2 separate regions of the Homo sapiens genome follow, and region 2 is linked to region 1. The links are chromatin loops, found by intact Hi-C in ENCODE. Cell type or tissue: PC-9. All regions are shown on one strand. Each heading gives the region's core, and the rest is flanking DNA. Links, peaks and the distances in the headings are about the cores only. Region 1 overlaps FBLN2 (fibulin 2). Region 2 overlaps HDAC11 (histone deacetylase 11).

Region 1 (8,638 bases), core at 383-8,382:
CAGGGGAGTCCTCCCTGGGGCGGTGACCCGAGCAGAGAGCTGAAAGGGGAGGAGCGAGCCACGCGTGCACCTGAAAGAGGGAGCGGCGAGTGCAAAGGCCCCAGGGCAGGAAGGTGCCTGGACAGGAGGCCAGTGGAGCCGAGATAAGTGGGGGAGAGGGAGGGGGATAGGAGATCTGGGAGGTCACTGGGGCAGGCTGTCCAGGGCCTGTGGCCACCATGAGGACTTTGGCTTCTACTCTGAGGTGAGAGCTACAGCAGGGTGTTGAACAAAGGGGTGACACTGGCCAACTTATGTGTTAACAGGATCCCTGGCTAGGAGGAGTGGCAGAGTTGGTACAGGGCCCTCACAAGGAGCTCCCAAAAGGGAACACATCCTCTCTGTTGTCAGTACAGAGACCCAGAGCACAGCTGTGCATAGAGGCTCTGCTGGAGAGAATGGGAGCAGGTGGCTGCCCCAGGTCCACAGAGCTCCGTGGCTGGACAGGTGCCCTGCATTTGCTGCAGTCCCCTCCAGGCCAGCTCCCCAGGTCTCATTGCCACCAGCCCGGGGGCAGCTGGGTTCAGGCCCTCTGCTCAGGGGCATCTGTCAGAAACAGCAAGTTTCACCCTGTGGCAACCTGGAGATACTCTGCATGGACATCCCATTTCATGGAAGAGAAAACTGTCATCTTGGGGCTGTAGCAGGGGGCCCCAGTCTCCCAGTGGAGGAGGAGGGCTTGTGGTTCCCATGGGGGACCTAGAGGTACAAGTGGGTCTGGGTGGCTGGTAGCTGGGTGCTCCCTGTGTTTGCCTGCCTGGGCAAAATGCGTGCATTTCACAGCCGGACCCAACCCATCTTGAGGGTCTGGGGCCAAGGCTAGGCCTGCGGTGGGTTTCTTTAATTTTAAAAACTAACTCTGTTAGTTTATGCAAATAAAACCACTTTATTGAGATATTATTTGCATGTCATAAAGTCCCCACTTTGAGGGAGCAGAATCTAGTGGGTTTTAGTAGATTTGGAGTTGTGCAGACATCCCCAGAATCTAATCTCAGAGCATTGTCATCACTCCAGAAAGACACCCACATCTGTAGCAGTCACTTTCCATTCCCTCTTTCTCCCAGTCCCCGGTAGCCAGGAATCTTCCTTCTGAGTCTATGGATTTGCATATTCTGGATATCCCTGGACTCTCTGGGAATCATGCACTATGTGGTTTCTAGTGTGTGACTCTTTCACTTAGCACGATGTTTTCAGGGTCCATTTCATGTGGTAGCATGTGTCATTAATTCCTTTTCATGGTTGAATAATGTTGTATGAATATACCACATTTCAAAAATCTGTTCATCTGTTGATGGACATTATTCTTCCAGCTTTTCAGTATTATGAGTAATGCAGCTATATATATTCATGTGTAAGTTTATTATATGGACACATGTTTTCATTCATCTTGGGAACATATCTAGGAGTGGCATTGCTGGGCCACATGGTAACTCTGTGTTTAACCCTTAGAAGAACTACCAGCCTGAGGCCGGGTGTGGTGGCTCACGCCTGTAATCCCAGCACTTTGGGAGGCTGAGGCAGACAGATCTCCTGAGGTCGGGAGTTCAAGACCAGCCTGACCAACATGGAGAAACCCCGTTTCTACTAAAAATAAAAAAATTAGCCGGGTGTGGTGGTGCATGCCTATAATCCCAGCTGCTTGGGAGGTTGAGGCAGGAGAATCGCTTGAACCTAGGAGGCGGAGGTTGTGGTGAGCCACGATCACGCCTTTGCACTCCAGCCTGGGCAGCAAGAGTGAAACTCCGTCTCAAAAAAAAGAGAACTATCAGACTGTTTTCCAGAGCGACTGCACCATTTTACATTCCCACCGGCAGTGCACAAGGGTTCCAGTTTCTTCACATCCTCACCAGTTGTTATAGCCATCCTAGTGTGTATGAAATAGCATCTCATCGTGGTTTAGATTGCAATTCCCTGATGACTAATGATGCTGAGCATGTGTTCATGAGATTGCTCTAGAAACTTCTAGAATACGCAAGCACACATCCCATTAGCCTCAAAGTGATGACATCATCACACTGTCATGTAGTCTCCAGAGAAGTCCACTATACACTGCACTGGGGGAGAGTGTATGAAGAAGGCAACCAATGTCCTAATGTTATGACAAACATAATTTTGACCTTATGGATCCCTGAAAGGGTCTTGGAGACCCTATAGGGCCAGGACCACACTTGAGAACCACTGGTCAGTGCAACTACAAGCATGTAGGTGCGTGCACGTATTTTCACAAGCACTAACATAGGACGCACAGCGTTCTGTTCTATGCCTTTTTCAAATAACAATGGATCTTGGAGCTTTTCCCTGTCACTGCATGGAAAGTCCCCTTTCTGTGTTTGATGGCCGTGGTGCCCCACAGCATGCAAACCCCATCTTTGATTTACCGGTTCCCTTACTGATGGATATTCAGGTTGGTTCCAGTCTTTTGCTCTTAAAAAGCGATGCTGCTGTGAGCATCTCTACACCATGCCCCAGTGTGGAATTGTGAGGTCGATGTGTCTGTGCTTTTTTTCTTTGTACGCTGTTCATTGACACATAACCACTAGAACCTGTCAGAAGCACACAACTCAAATGAATTTTCCCAAGTGAACACACCTGTGAAGCTGACCCTCAGCTCATGAGACAAGAGCCGGCCCTAGGAAGCCTCCTTTGTGCCCCTCCTAGGAAACCACCTCTCTTGACTTCTAATGGCAGAGGTTAGTTTTCCTGCTCTTAAACTTTTATAAATGAATGACCGTGCCATTGCGTGTATCGGGAGGGGGTCTTTTTGATTGTTGCATAGTGTTCCGTTGCAGGGATCGACCCTGCCTAGCTTGTTGTTCCCCGGCTGGGGGCATTGGGGTTGTTTCCAGTGGAGGCCATGAGCTTTCTCTGCCAGGCTTCTGGTCCTTATGCCTGTGCATTTCAGTTGAGAGGTGCTGGCTGGCTCAGCTCTAGGAGATATGGATGTAATTTTTTTTTATATGGACGTATTTTTATAGCCCTGGTAGACGTTGTTCACTTGTTCGCCCTGGAGGGTGTACTGGATTTTACTTACACCTGCAGTCATGAGAATGTCTCTTTCCTCGTTCTATTCATGCGACAAATATTTATTGAGTGCCTCTCTCACCATTGCAGGAGCCGGGGAGACAGGGTGAGCAAAACAGACAAGACTGGAGCTGCCAGTCGTGGGGTGGGGATTCACACAGTCAACAAAATGAACATCTGAAATCTGGCACGTTAGATGGTGAAAGTGCTAAAGAGGAAATTAAGCAGGTTCTGGACTTTGCCAGTCTGAGAGGTGGGGAGCAGCCTCTCCTGGTGGTTTTAGTTTGTGTGTGCGTAGCTCTCCACCCACCTCGTCTGATGGTTCCCCAGTGAGTCTCACTGGTCACACTCCCACCAACACTGCTGTGGGGTGGCCTTCCTGCCATTCTCGCTAAACCAATGTTAGTCTTTCCTCCTTGGACACACCTCGGCCATGTATAAATTACCCATTGTCACAGGAATGCAAGTGAGGCAACCACAGCTCCTCCGTAGCGCACACAGTGCACATTTATTATTGCTCCCAAGTCCACGGGCCAGTTGGGCAGTCCTGCTAACCTGGCCAGGCGTGGCTGACACCTGCTGGGCCTGAACGTGTGTCTGTGGTCACCTGGCAGCTCAGCTGGTCCGGGATGGCCTCAGCCAGGATGGCTCATGTCTGTGCCACGTGGTCTCCAGCTGGTTAGCTCTGGCGTGTTCTCATTGTGGAAACAGAGGTCCAAGAGAAAGATTAGAAACACACAGGTGTTTAATTTAGGATCTTGAAGATGGAGAGCACTCCTTCAATGATTAAGATAGACTTGAGATGGAGATTGAGATTTTATTACTTCCTGGGGGATACGTGGTGCACCTGGGGGCCACACACACGCGGGGAAGTCAGGGGCGGCAGGTGGGGGGTGGGGGGGAGGTGTGGGCCTGGGGCACTGGCTTTCACTGGGGTCCAGGATGGGGAACATGAAAGTCCGGTAGTGGTTGGGCACTTTAAAGCAAGCAGGCCTGAGATTTGAAACAAACCAATGCAAAGTCCTTTCCTGGACGGAGGTGTTATTTTGGAATCCTGCTGGCCTGGAGGTCAGGTGTGGGTTTGGGGAAGGAGCTCTCTGGGCTGAAGTAGAGGAAAGACAGCAGGAATTTATCATCTAAGTTAGGTGGCCAATCAGACGTGGAGGCTGAGGTAGTATGCGTGCCGTAAACCTCAACACCCACAGACTCTTGCACCTGGGCTCCGAACTAGCAGGGCCGCTGCTTTTGCCACATTGTGTTGGCAGCCAGTCAAGAGGCCAGCCCAGGGTCAAGGCTCCTGGCCACGAGAGTCACTGCAGAGTCCTGCTGCCATGGTGGGGATTAAGGAGGGGGAGAATGCAGGCGGTCAGTTCAGTGGGTGCCCCCGTGCCTGACCACCAAGCCCCAGACCCCGTGCCAGTGCTTCACGTGCCTCCTCTCATTTAGTTCCCATAGTGACCCTACAGCAAAGGGATTACGAGTCCCTTCCCACCGTGGTGTCAACCTGTGCCTGGCCATGGCCTAGGGCGAGGAAGTGTTGAGCCCAGCTCTGAACCCAGATCTGTTGACATAAAAGGCATCTCTGTGTTTTCTGCTTGGGTCCTGGCACAGGGCTCCCCAGGTTAGAGGCTGGCTCGACCCTTCACTAGCTGTGTGACCTCAGGCAAATTGCTTAACTGTCCTGGGCCTCAAGATTTCTCATCTGTAAAAGGGGCTTACTGTTGGCTTCCTCCCAGAGCTGTGTTCTCAATGGGAAGAAAGCCTGCAGTGGACACCAGGTGCAGGGGAGGCCTGCCACAGAGCAGAGCTCCACTCATGGCTGGCGTCCCGGATGCTGTGGTTCCAAGTCCTGAGGCCCTGCTGAGAGGGTGGCGGCCTTCGAGCCCTGGGCTGCATCCTGTTCACGCACCCAGGCCAAGGCAGCAGATGCGGCTTTCCTGAGGCTGAACCATGCCTAGGAGTCCTTGGCCTCCTGAGCCTTCCAGAATCCTGGGGGCCTCAGTGAGCTGGAGTTCAGGATCTGTGCTGCGAGTTTCCCTGCGGGCAATGTCGGCATCCTCTACCTGCCAGCACCTCCTCGAGGCTAGGCCAGGCTGTGGGCCTCTAGGACCTCTGGCCTGCAGCATCCGGGGCTTTGAGGTGAAGCTTCTGGTTGAGATCAGAATTGTGTGGGCTGGGGCTCTGGTGGGACCTCCACCCCCTTGTCCACTCCTCGGCCTCCATGCTGGGAAAGTGGGCTTGGGGCCAAGTTGCAGTGAGATTGAGCCTGCTTTGGCCCTCAGAGAGTGAATTCCTGCCTCTGCCGCTCGTGGCTGTGTGACCTCAGGCAAGCGACTCACCCTCTCTGAGCCTCAGTTTCTGCATCTGTACAATGGGGCGGTCCTGTTAGTCTCAGGATTACTGAGAGGAGCAGGCGGGCTAACGGCAGCCAGCACAGAGTGCTGCTCCGGGCCACGGGCTGCTTGCCTCATCCTGCCAGAGGTTCTGCAGGAACTGGGGTGGCGGGGGAGGGATGAGAAGAGGGCTTTGTGTTCTTGTTTCTTCAAACAGATGTAGATGTGTATCTTCTGGTGGCCAGAAGTTGTCCCCTCTGGCAAAAGAGCAGAGGAGCCAGGCCTGGCAGGGTTGGGCAGGGGCCGTTCCGCTGCTATGTTTGCCACTCCAGCTGCCTCCAGATGTGCAGCAGCGTGTTCCTCACTGGCTGTCTCCCTCCCATGCTGCACTCTTGTTTCGGCCCCTGCCAACTGCGTCAGCAAACGCGCGAGCTGCGAGACCCCTCCTTCAGCCATACTGCCTGGCTGCAAGGCTGGCTTCCCACAGACAAGGGGAGGGGCACCCTCCTCTACTGAGTCTGCATGCGGGGCCCTCTTTGCCACCCTCACAGGTCACCCTGCATCAGTGGAGCATTTATTATGTGCCAGGCACTGTGTTAATCACTGGACGCGTATCAGTCCATTATGTGTCGTGACCCCGTGAGGGGATGTCATCATTATGTCCATTTTGTAGACGAGGTGACTGAGGCCCAGGCAGGTTAAGTGAATTGTCCATGGTTCCTGAAACCAGTGAAGTAGACGTTTGCCAACCCCTGACTTGGCCCCCTGCACCGGGCACTTCCACCTCCTGCCTGCTGACTCCCTGAGTTTGCCTGGCTGCCCAGTGTGAGCAGGCATTTCCCTGTTGTGGGCAGACTGAGGCTTCAGGACTGTCTGGATGGCTGGCCCTCAAGGGGCAAAGCTGAGCCCAGGGCAAGCTGGCAGGCCTCAGGCTCTGCACTCGCCCCCCTGCCCCAACCCCTCAGGCCTCTCCCTGGTACCTTCCTGGTCAAGGTCTAGGCCGGTGGACCTGGTGGGACTGTGGTTCCAAGTATAGTCAAGGGCCACATAAGGACGTTTTGGTCAGTGATAGACCCCATATATAAAGGTGGGATTAGCAGGTAGGCAAGCCTGCCTGGCACAGAGGGCCCAGAACCTGGGGGTGGAGGAGTAGGGAGAGAGGGAGTGAGAGGCTTTCTCTCCTGCTTCCAGCCCCGTCCTCTAGCCTGCCCCCCTCACCTTTTGGGTGCCAGAGATTCAGCAGGAACCACAAAGGTGAAGACCCTTAGGGATGAGGGTCCCTGCTGTTAACTCCAGCGACTGTGGCCAGCTGGCCTTTAGAATGCATGCAATGGAGAAGCAGCACTAGAAGTCTGGGAGTGAAACAGCTTGTTGGAAAGTGGGGGCCGTGGGGACCAGAGACTGTACCTAGAACACAAGGGCAGTCGCTCCTGCTGTTGCCCTGGGGCCGTGGAGGCCTGGCATGGTCCAAGATTTTGGATTTTCTACAAGAAGCCTGGGATCTGGAACTTCATATGACAGCTCCCAATTTGTAAATATTAGCAATTCGTTCACATATTTTTAAAGCACCCACAAAGTACACTACAGGCACCTGCTTGCTGCCATAGCTTGGACTCTCCCTCTGCCACCCCTCCTGACACCACTAGGATGACACAGAGGTCCAGTGCTGGGTGAGGAGCTGGCTGAGAGCTCTGCAGGTGCAGAGGATGGGGGCCCAGGAGCCCTGACTCCAACCCAGGCTCTCTCTGCCCAGACCTCCCATCCCAGCTGAGTCAGAGCTGGTGGGATCAGTGTCATGGTGAGGCTACATGGAGGGCTGAGGGCAGGGACCTGCAGGTTACTGTGCAGTACCTGGACCAGCAACAGTGGGAGCTCCACCCCTGGCCTGCAGGGGAGACTGGTGAGAGCCGAGGCTCCAGGGAGTAGCCGTGGCCATAGGTAGAGGCAACTGTGCCTGTATGGGGACCCCAGGATGCCACCCTCCAGGCCAGCCTCCCTCAAGAAAGAGCAGGGCTGACGGGTGGAAGGTGGGTCTAGGGCAGATAGGGAGTGGGCAGTAGGCTTTGGGGAGGATGGCCGTGCGGGTATGGTGGTTGGGAATCAGGGACTGTCCGCAATGCCACCACACAGGCATGGGCGTGAGATGAGCAGCCTCAAGCTCATCTCTGTGTGCTCCTCACATGCTCACACGGGAGGAGTTAGAGTGAGCTCAGATGCCCAGGTAGAGATGCCATGTTGGCGGTGGGAACTTGAGCATGGAGCTCAGGGCACAGGTCTAAGCTAGAGGTGGAAGCTGATCAGAGAATGGCTGTGCTTCTGTCCCTTCCCCACCAAGCTGGCCCACCTGGCAGTTGGGGCTGGGTTGGTGGTGGGTGAGTGATGGAGGACGACCTCACAATTCCTCATCTGTCACCGTGTGGCCCCTGGAGCCTGGATGCAGGAGCAGGGAGGCCAAGGGTCTTGCCAGAGGTTGCTTGGCTGGTGGGGGCATGGCTGGGCTTTGAGTGGAGCTCTCTGGCTTCCTGGCTTTGTGCCTCACACCCCCCACCAGCCGTGGCCATCAGGATAGAAGTGTTTCCTGCTTGGCGTGAGGCTGGTGAGCGTGTTACCCTGACCTCTCCTAGGCACCTTTGATCAGTGCTGATTGCTTCACTTTGAGTGTGCAGAGTGGCCAGTTATTCTGCAGGAGCAACTAGACAGAGGAAGGATGTATTTTAGTGGGGGGTGTGCATGGGGGAATCAGATCAATCAGTGCCTGGTCAAGTTCTAGGAAGGCGGGCCTGGTGGTACAGTCAAGCGCTGCATAATGACATTTCCATCAATGATATACTCTATATGTGATGGTCCCATACGATTATGGTGAAGCTGAAGGAGCTGAAAAATGCCTTTTGCCTAGTGACAGCGTAGCCATTACTCGTGTTTGTGGTGATGCTGGTATAAGCAAACCTACCGCACTGCCAGTAATACAAAAGCCTAGCACATGGGCTGGGCGTGGTGGCTTATGCCTGTAATCCCAGCACTTTGGGAGGCCAAGGCAGGAGAATCGCTTGAACCCAGGAGGCGGAGGTTGCAATGAGCCAAGATCGCACCATTGCACTCCAGCCTGGGCAACAAGAGTGAAACTCTGTCTCAAAAAAGCAAAACAAAACAAAACAAAAAGCCTAGCACGTGTAGTTAGTTACAGTGCATCATACTTGATAATGAATGTCTGTGTTACCAGTTTATGTATTTACTATGTTTTTGTT
Region 2 (8,638 bases), core at 107-8,106, 76 kb before region 1:
TGAAGGCTTCCTGGAAGAGGGGGCATTTAGGACTTGGCCTTGTAGGATAAGGCAGAGGTTGGGGACTGAAGTCCCAGGGCTGTGGGGATTCTCTCCTTAACCCCTACACATTTCCTAGGGAATCTGGGAAAATCCAGGGCCTGAGTGACCCACTTACCTCCTGACCTATGACCCTTCAGGGCACAGGACATGCCCCCTCCTCCAGGGAGCCTTCCCTGACCACCTCCTGCATGCACACATGGAGCCCCACAGCTGGAGCTGCACAGCTCTCCCTGGCAAGTGACATCTTTGCTGGGTGGCCTGATTACCCACAAGCATTAGGCCCCCCTCCCCGCCCCTCGCCAGCCAGCTGGGAGTTGCTGTAGGGCTGGGTCCTCTGTCCGCCCCAGATCCTCATGTCTACCCTCTCCTCCCTGGCAGTTTCTGTTTGAGCGTGTGGAGGGCATCTCCAGGGCTACCATCATTGATCTTGATGCCCATCAGGTGAGTGCCCTGCAGGGGCTGGACTCTTAGGGGACCTGCCACCCCCAGTTCCAGAATCTTCCCGGGGCAGGAGAGTCTCCCTCCTCATGTCCCCACGGCTCTCACGGCTTCTGTCTTCTGTCTCTCGGGCTACAAATGCAGGGTCTGTCTTTGTCACTCTGTCCAGGACAGCGGGTCCTCCTCATTGCTCCCGAGGGTCCTCCCTCCCTCCTCCTGACTGCCCCCACATGAGGCTCTTCCTGAAGCCCACTCTGATGGGACTGCTCTCGTGTGCAGAGCTCTGCTGTGGGTCCCCATTGCTTATGAATAATTTGGGGCACTGCCCCCTGCCCAGAGCTGCTGAGCACTGGCCACCTGCCCCTCAGGCGGATGCCCACACACATGGCTTGGCTCGGGCACCTGGGGTCACCATTTAAGAACTCGGCGCCTAGGGAGTAAAGTGTCAAAGCAGAGGGTTACCTCCTCCTCAGGACCCCTAATGAGGCCAGTGCCTCTGGTCAGACAGGGAGGGGACCCAGTGGGCTCCGGAAGGCACCCCCCTGCACCATTACTGCTGTGGCTTTGTGCTAGTTGGGGCCCTGCCTTGGGTTCTTGCGACCCCGAACTCCTGAGCCAGGTCACATGTGGACAGTCCTTTACAGTTTGCTTTTCACATCCCTGATCCCAACCAGTCCCACCACAGACTTGAGAGGGTGGCAGAGCGGGATTTCTTCCTCTGATAGGGAACCTAAGAGCACTGGGCTTGCTCAAGCCCATGCTAGAAGGTGTCGGGGCCTGGTTTTAAGGTTGAATCCCAGCTCTGCCCCTTAACAGTCATGAGACCTGCTGCCCCCGAGAGCAGGCCGTGCTGCCCTGGCAAATGGGGAGTTTCCTGAGGGGTGGGTGGGTGGCAGAGCCCCAGCCTTGCCTAGGGCACCTACCCGAGAGCGGCTACTGTGACCTCCCCACAGGGCAATGGGCATGAGCGAGACTTCATGGACGACAAGCGTGTGTACATCATGGATGTCTACAACCGCCACATCTACCCAGGGGACCGCTTTGCCAAGCGTAAGCTGCTGCCCCTACCCTCATCTTGGGTGTGTCCTTGTGGATGAGGCTCTCTCCTGAGTGTCTCCTGTCTGCTAGGCCCTGCAGAAGCCACTGCAGTGGTTCATAGCATCCCTGTGAGGTGATCCTTTCCATTTTACAGATGAGGAAACCGAGACCTGGAGAAGTCACTCGACCCACCCAAGATCACATAACCCTTACAATAAACATGCATTTGTCTGGCAAAAAACAGGAAAGAATGAAAGAAAAAAAAGAAAAATAGGATAAATTTGAAAATACGAAATAAGAAATAAATTCACATAGGCTGGGCGCGGTGGCTCACGCCTGTAATCCCAGCACTTTGGGAGGCTGAAGTGGGCGGATCACCTGAGGTCGGGAGTTTGAGACCAGCCTGACCAACATGGAGAAACCCCATCTCTACTAAAAATACAAAATTAGCTGGATGTGGTGGCGCATGCCTGTAATCCCAGCTACTCGGGAGGCTGAGACAGGAGAATTGCTTGAACCTGGGAGGCGGAGGTTTCGGTAAGCCGAGATCGCGCCATTGCACTCCAGCTTGGGCAACAAGAGCGAAACTCCATCTCGAAAGAAAGAAAGAAATTCATGTATAATCGTTAAAATGAAAATGCATTAAACTCATCAATCAAAAGGCAGAGACTCTCAGATGAGATTTAAAAACAGGGCTGCCACCTTTGCAGGTAGGGGACATTTTTGCACCAGTCACGATGAGTCTGGTGTGGATAAGTCAGCAGCTAGTATGGCCCAAGGAACCAATTTCTGAACAGAACCTCACATGTGCTGAGCCTGGGCTTAAGGGCAGGGCAGGGTGTCCATGTGTGTAGGCAAGACCCAGAGGAGGCAGTGAAATCTGACATTGCCGACACAGATCTCCACACCCCCAGGGCAGTGTCTCAGCTTCAGTGCCCCTTCTCTCCTTTGAGTCCCCCTTTTTGCAGCTCTTGGTGCTCTTTTCACCTTAGTTTTGGGTGGAATGAGGCTGAGCAGTGCTGAATCTGACAGACCAGTTTCCAGTCTTGCCTGGTGTCCACAGTCTTGTCCTGAGCCTCAGTTTCCCTTCTCTATAAATTGAGGCCATCCATGTCTCTCTCCCAGAGGCCATCAGGCGGAAGGTGGAGCTGGAGTGGGGCACAGAGGATGATGAGTACCTGGATAAGGTGGAGAGGAACATCAAGAAATCCCTCCAGGAGCACCTGCCCGACGTGGTGGTATACAATGCAGGCACCGACATCCTCGAGGGGGACCGCCTTGGGGGGCTGTCCATCAGCCCAGCGGTACGTCCTGACCCTTGGGGCCACGGGAGGGTCTGCTCTATGGACTCAGCAGCAGCAGGAAAGGTGGGCGGCCTCATGTCAGGGAGGAGATGGACTGAAGCAACAGCAGTTTGGAGCAGGGCTAGCCCTGCAGCAGGACTTCCTGACACCATGGGGGTCTGGCCTGCCTGAGTCACCCTCCTCTTCCCCTAACAGGGCATCGTGAAGCGGGATGAGCTGGTGTTCCGGATGGTCCGTGGCCGCCGGGTGCCCATCCTTATGGTGACCTCAGGCGGGTACCAGAAGCGCACAGCCCGCATCATTGCTGACTCCATACTTAATCTGTTTGGCCTGGGGCTCATTGGGCCTGAGTCACCCAGCGTCTCCGCACAGAACTCAGACACACCGCTGCTTCCCCCTGCAGTGCCCTGACCCTTGCTGCCCTGCCTGTCACGTGGCCCTGCCTATCCGCCCCTTAGTGCTTTTTGTTTTCTAACCTCATGGGGTGGTGGAGGCAGCCTTCAGTGAGCATGGAGGGGCAGGGCCATCCCTGGCTGGGGCCTGGAGCTGGCCCTTCCTCTACTTTTCCCTGCTGGAAGCCAGAAGGGCTTGAGGCCTCTATGGGTGGGGGCAGAAGGCAGAGCCTGTGTCCCAGGGGGACCCACACGAAGTCACCAGCCCATAGGTCCAGGGAGGCAGGCAGTTAACTGAGAATTGGAGAGGACAGGCTAGGTCCCAGGCACAGCGAGGGCCCTGGGCTTGGGGTGTTCTGGTTTTGAGAACGGCAGACCCAGGTCGGAGTGAGGAAGCTTCCACCTCCATCCTGACTAGGCCTGCATCCTAACTGGGCCTCCCTCCCTCCCCTTGGTCATGGGATTTGCTGCCCTCTTTGCCCCAGAGCTGAAGAGCTATAGGCACTGGTGTGGATGGCCCAGGAGGTGCTGGAGCTAGGTCTCCAGGTGGGCCTGGTTCCCAGGCAGCAGGTGGGAACCCTGGGCCTGGATGTGAGGGGCGGTCAGGAAGGGGTACAGGTGGGTTCCCTCATCTGGAGTTCCCCCTCAATAAAGCAAGGTCTGGACCTGCCTTCCCAGGCCCTTCTGTGGGGGTGAAGGTGGGGAAGGCCTGCGGCGCCCAGATCACTGCCTTAGCAGTAGTCTTGCCTGTTCAGTGCAAGGGGCAGGTTTTGGGGGGAGGAATTCTTAGCGCAAGGACGGGCCTCAGCCCTGTCGCCTCCAGGGGGCCGCTGACCCAGGTGGGGAGAGGGCAGAAGAAGGGTGGGGGACGTGGGCAGGCCAGGCTCACAGGTGGAAATCAGGGATGCAGGGTGGTGCCCAAGCCAGGTCCTGCAGGAACCCAGGCCCAGGGAGGGACCCAGACACTGGTGAGGCGGGGCAGGGGTTCCTGGAGAGAGGGCAGCGAGGATCTCTATCCTGGCCTGGGGATTATGAACATAGGTAGCCGGGGCAGGGCCCTGGGTGGGACTGTGGCCTCCACTGGCCTCACCAAAGTGCCTGGGCCCCAATCCTTCTCCATGCCCAGGGGCCCCAGGTGGGCCAGACCTCTGGCCTGTTCCTCAGCCCTACTCATGGGGACATTCAGGGACCTCCAGGAAGTGGGCGGGGGAGCATCCACCCCTGCTAGCCGGCAGCTGTGGCCCTGATCAAATCAGGGGCTGGGGAGGGAAAGTGGGTCCATTGAGGTGGCCCTGCTCCATCAGCCCCCTACGGGACTTGTGTTCATTACAGTGAGGGGGTGCTCCCACTGTCTCCCGGCCTCCCTAATGCTCCCTCTGCTGCAGGGAGAAGGGTTCCAAGATCACAAAATGTCAACAATGCTGGCCTCCTGGACCAGACCCCGAGGCTCTAACAATGCACTCTGAGATCCCTACCCTTGCCGTTGGTCTCTGTCGCTGACTCGAGGCACCTAACATCCATTCACACCCAACACAGGCCAGCGACTTCTGGGGCTCAGCCACAGACATGGTTTGTCACTGTTGAGCTTCTGTTCCTAGAGAATCCTAGAGGCTTGATTGGCCCAGGCTGCTGTGTGTGCTGGAGGCAAAGAATCCCTACCTCCTAGGGGTGAAAGGAAATGAAAATGGAAAGTTCTTGTAGCGCAAGGCCTGACATGGGTAGCTGCTCAATAAATGCTAGTGTGTTATTTCATCTTCTGAGTCCTGTGGAGTTGGTAATGATTCCCATTTCACAGATGAGGAAACTGAGGCTTGGCAGGGGTGAGAAATTTGCCCCAGGCCACACCTCCCAGCAGATCTCAACAGTGGTAGAGCCAGGCTTGAATCCAGCTCTGCCAGATCCCAAAGTAAAAGTTCTCAGCTGCCTCACACTTGGCAGGGGGGTGGGGTGGGGGTGGGGGGTTACTCTGGACAGAGAAGGGTCTAGGATCCCAGGGTGATAAGGTCACTGGGCTGGGGTCTGGGACAGCCTGGGAATGGGTGGGCAGGCACAGCTGGGCTGTGATGGTGGCTCTGCTGCACAGTGGGAGGGGGCCCTGGCAGGGCAGTGGGTGGATGGGGTGTCTTCCAGGCCTGGGGTGCTTTTGGAGCGCTTATGGGGATGGGCTGCCCCGAGATGAGGCTGGGCTGGGGTGGGGTATCCAGGCAGGGGGAAAGGCAGAGCCTTGGCCGGGCAGAGTGACCAGAGCATCCCCAGTATCAGTGGCACAGCCTGGATGGGGGGCAGGGTGGCCCCTTGAGGTTCAGACAGGGTGTCAGGGAAAAGGACATGGGGTAGCAGGCAGGGGTCCCGATTGGCCCTGTGCTGGGTGGGAGGAGACTGATAAAGGCTGATGCTGACCAGGTGGTACTAAGGGCCAGGCCCTATCCAGACTCTAGCTGGGAACTGCATATGGAACTTCATGGCACTCTGAGGTGAGAACTGTTTCCATGCCTACTTCACAGATGTAGAAGCAGAGGCAGGAAAGGGGTTAGTTATTTGCTGAGCACCGCAGCCCCTAAGTGGAGGAGTGAGGACTGGAGCCCAGGCCCCAGCTCCAGAACCTGTGAGCTGTTTCTTCCTTAAAGATGCTCGTGGAAGAGGTTGTCCTGGGAATAAGAGCCTCAGTACCTGGAAGGCACTCAGGACACTGGGTGGCTTTCTGCTGCTCCCAGTAACTGTCAGGGTGAGGGGGAGGAATGTCCTGTAGGTCAGGCGGAAGAACTGAGGCCAGATGAAGTGTTTGGACCTGTTTGCAGGATCTGTGCATTTTGCTGTATGTAAATTACACCACAAGTTACATCAATCCCAGTGGAGCAGGTCAGCTTCATGAAGTGGCTGAGAGGTGGCACAGCAGCCCTGACGCCCCAGTGGCTGCTGGCAGCCCTGGATAAGAGCAGGGACAGGCTGAGGACGACTGGCCATCAGACTCATGATCTGGGGAGACCTTGGGAGGCATGACCTTGCACCATGCCTGGCCAGTGAGCCAGCTGAGGCTTGGGGAGAGGGATTTCATCTTGGGAGACACAGCTCTGTTCTCTACGGGACAGACGCAGGGAGGTTCCAGCAGGAAGCAGCAGTGCCCGGCTGTAACCTGGCCCCTGCCCGGAACCCACCCCTCCAGGCTAGGCTAATAGGGCCCCAGCGGGGGCGGGGGCAGAGGCAGGCATGACCATCCCCACTCTGCTGCCTCAGGCATAAACAAAGGCGGTTGCTGGCACGGGGCCCCTCCCTGCCTAGCGGGACTCCTGGGCAGACCTAAAGGAAGACTTTTATGATGCCTCCCTGGCTGCTCAGCCAAACATTTGGGGTTTAGGGCCAGGAACTCCTCCAGGGCAGCCTGCCCTTGAGTTGGTTTCATTCAGCTTAGCCAGCACTGGCTGGGGACACCTTGCTCAGGCCCAGGGCCAACGCGTGAGGCTCTGCACCACTCTGGAAGTGACGCCGTCACGTGATTGCTAGGGAGGCCCAGGGAGCGGACGCGTGGGCTCCAGTCCCTCCGGCCTGGCTCTGAGTCCTGCCTCCTCCCCTCGATAGCTGTGTGCCTTAGTTTACTCATCTGCAAAATGGGGATGATAGCACCTACCTCCTAGGTGTTGGAGAATTAAATGAGTGAATGTTTGTGAAGGGCTTAAAGCAAGAGTAAACACTCAATTAAGCATGCTTGATTGTGGCTGTCGGCACTCATCATCACCATCATCACCACCACCATGTTACTGATGGGAAACAAACTCAGAGAGGTGAAATGGCTTGCCGAAGACTGCAGAGTTGGGCAATGGCAAAGCCAGGGAATGCACCCACATCCATCCGACTCCAACACTAGTGCCCTTTCCCCATGGCCAGGCCCTCTGGCAAACAGTGTCTTGGTGAGCATGGCATCTTGCACACTGCCTGGACTTCCACGCCCTTCCCCAGCTCATAGTCTTACCAGCAACCCCGGGAGAGGCAGGCCTCAGCACCCTTGTTGTCCAGATGAGACAGAGACCCGGATGGGAAAGGCAGTCCCACGGCCCCTCAGCGGTGGTGGCAGGGCCTGGTGGAGGGAAGTGTGGCACCTGTGGGTACATTGCTGTCTACTCAGGCTGGGGCCCGCAGAGACGGGTGCTCCCACATCCTACCCTGGAAATGCTGTTCAGCTGGAAAACATACACTGGGCTTTCTAAAGGGCCATTGGCTTTCAGCTTGAACTTTCAAAGTACAAAGTGAATTAAAAAATAGTCATAAAACAGCAGGCAGCTGAGAAATGCATCATGGATTGGCGTGTGCAGCTGGGGCTAGGGCCCTGGAGAGTACCTGTTCCACCTGCCTGTTCCACCTGCAGAGGCCCAGCCTCGGCACTGCAGCTGGACAGGGTGTGTGGGGGTGGACGAGAAGGGAGGTATCCTTTGAGGAGGCCTGCTCACCCTGGCTCAGTGCTGGCTGTCAGCGTTGTCGATTTGTGGATGGGGAAGGTGAGGCCCAGGGAGGGCTTGAAGGAGCCTGGCACCCCCTGGCAAGCAAACCAGAACCCCGGCCTCCTCCCCTCCTCACCTGGTAGCCTCCTTGCGGGGGGTGGCTGTGGTGAGCATGTGCCATGTGCCAGGCCACATGTGTGAGAGGATTGCAGAGGCCCGTGCACGGCGAGGCCCATGCCACTCTCTGCGTGCCTGGTCCTTGTTTATCCTCACAGCAGCCTCCCTGTGCAGGGTCCTGGAGCTCCATTGTCCAGGCTGGAACACCAAGGCTTAGAGGGGCCTGCAGGCCCTCGCCCATGGCCACACACGGTGGAGTGGCAGAGTGGCCAGTCTTCACCACCACCCCGGGTGTTGACCTCTGAACTCCCTGATTTTATTAGGGCTGAGGCACTGTGGACAGGGCGGGTAAAAGCCAGGACCTCAGCTCAGGGTGACCTCAGCTCAGGGTGGAGAGTGGCCTCCAGAGAAAGAATGCAGCTCTGTAGTTGCCCAGCCAGGGTTTCAGTCCTGCCTCTGCTGTATACCTGCGCTGTGGCCCCGGGCTGAGCCTCATTGCCTCCTCTATAGAGGACTCTGGTAAACAGTGGGAATGAGGCTGGCATACAGCAGGTGCATAATACATGTGACACTGGCCAGGGGCTTCTTTACCCTCTTCTGTTCTCATCACCTCTTTGACTCAGCAACAGGGCAAAGTCCTGTTTCCATCTCTGGTTTAGGGCCTCCCAGTGAGCTGCGGGGCAGCCCTTTTAGGCAGGGCCCCAGGCCAAGGCTTACCCAGCCCTCGCGTGCACCTGCCTGGGGCTGGGCCTGAGCCCTCCCTCAACCCTCCCATGGCTCCAGGCTCCTGGCTGGAGAGTTCGCAGGGTCCGTTCAGCTGAAAGGACCTGGGGACACATATCATCAGGCCTGGCGCCTGGGATGCTGGGTAGCC

Evidence for each region. A loop is a pair of places that touch in the nucleus more often than their neighbours do. Peaks named below come from ENCODE experiments on the same cell type or tissue, not always from the same donor. Only the 100,000 strongest peaks of a DNase experiment are listed, where the experiment ranks them.
Region 2: a loop joins it to region 1, with 9 times the contacts of the local background. A loop is called at or near these places in 2 of 110 quality-filtered maps.

What each region holds. Positions count from the first base shown.
Region 1 is chr3:13,577,268-13,585,905 of GRCh38, forward strand. The region is part of intron 2 of FBLN2 (fibulin 2); the gene reads left to right. Among named protein-coding and RNA genes, the nearest start is that of FBLN2, 32 kb to the left of the region's middle. RefSeq lists enhancers at 1-317, 318-1,071. In PC-9, for the core only: no CTCF peak of the experiment used is centred there; DNase peaks (open chromatin) are centred at 3,154 and 3,554; H3K27ac peaks cover 1,983 bases.
Region 2 is chr3:13,501,451-13,510,088 of GRCh38, forward strand. It overlaps HDAC11 (histone deacetylase 11), which reads left to right. Exons shown (of 10, transcript NM_024827.4): 7 at 421-483; 8 at 1,434-1,530; 9 at 2,644-2,822; 10 at 3,018-4,966. The coding sequence ends at 3,233. Among named protein-coding and RNA genes, the nearest start is that of HDAC11, 25 kb to the left of the region's middle. In PC-9, for the core only: no CTCF peak of the experiment used is centred there; DNase peaks (open chromatin) are centred at 3,191, 6,211 and 6,441; H3K27ac peaks cover 2,245 bases.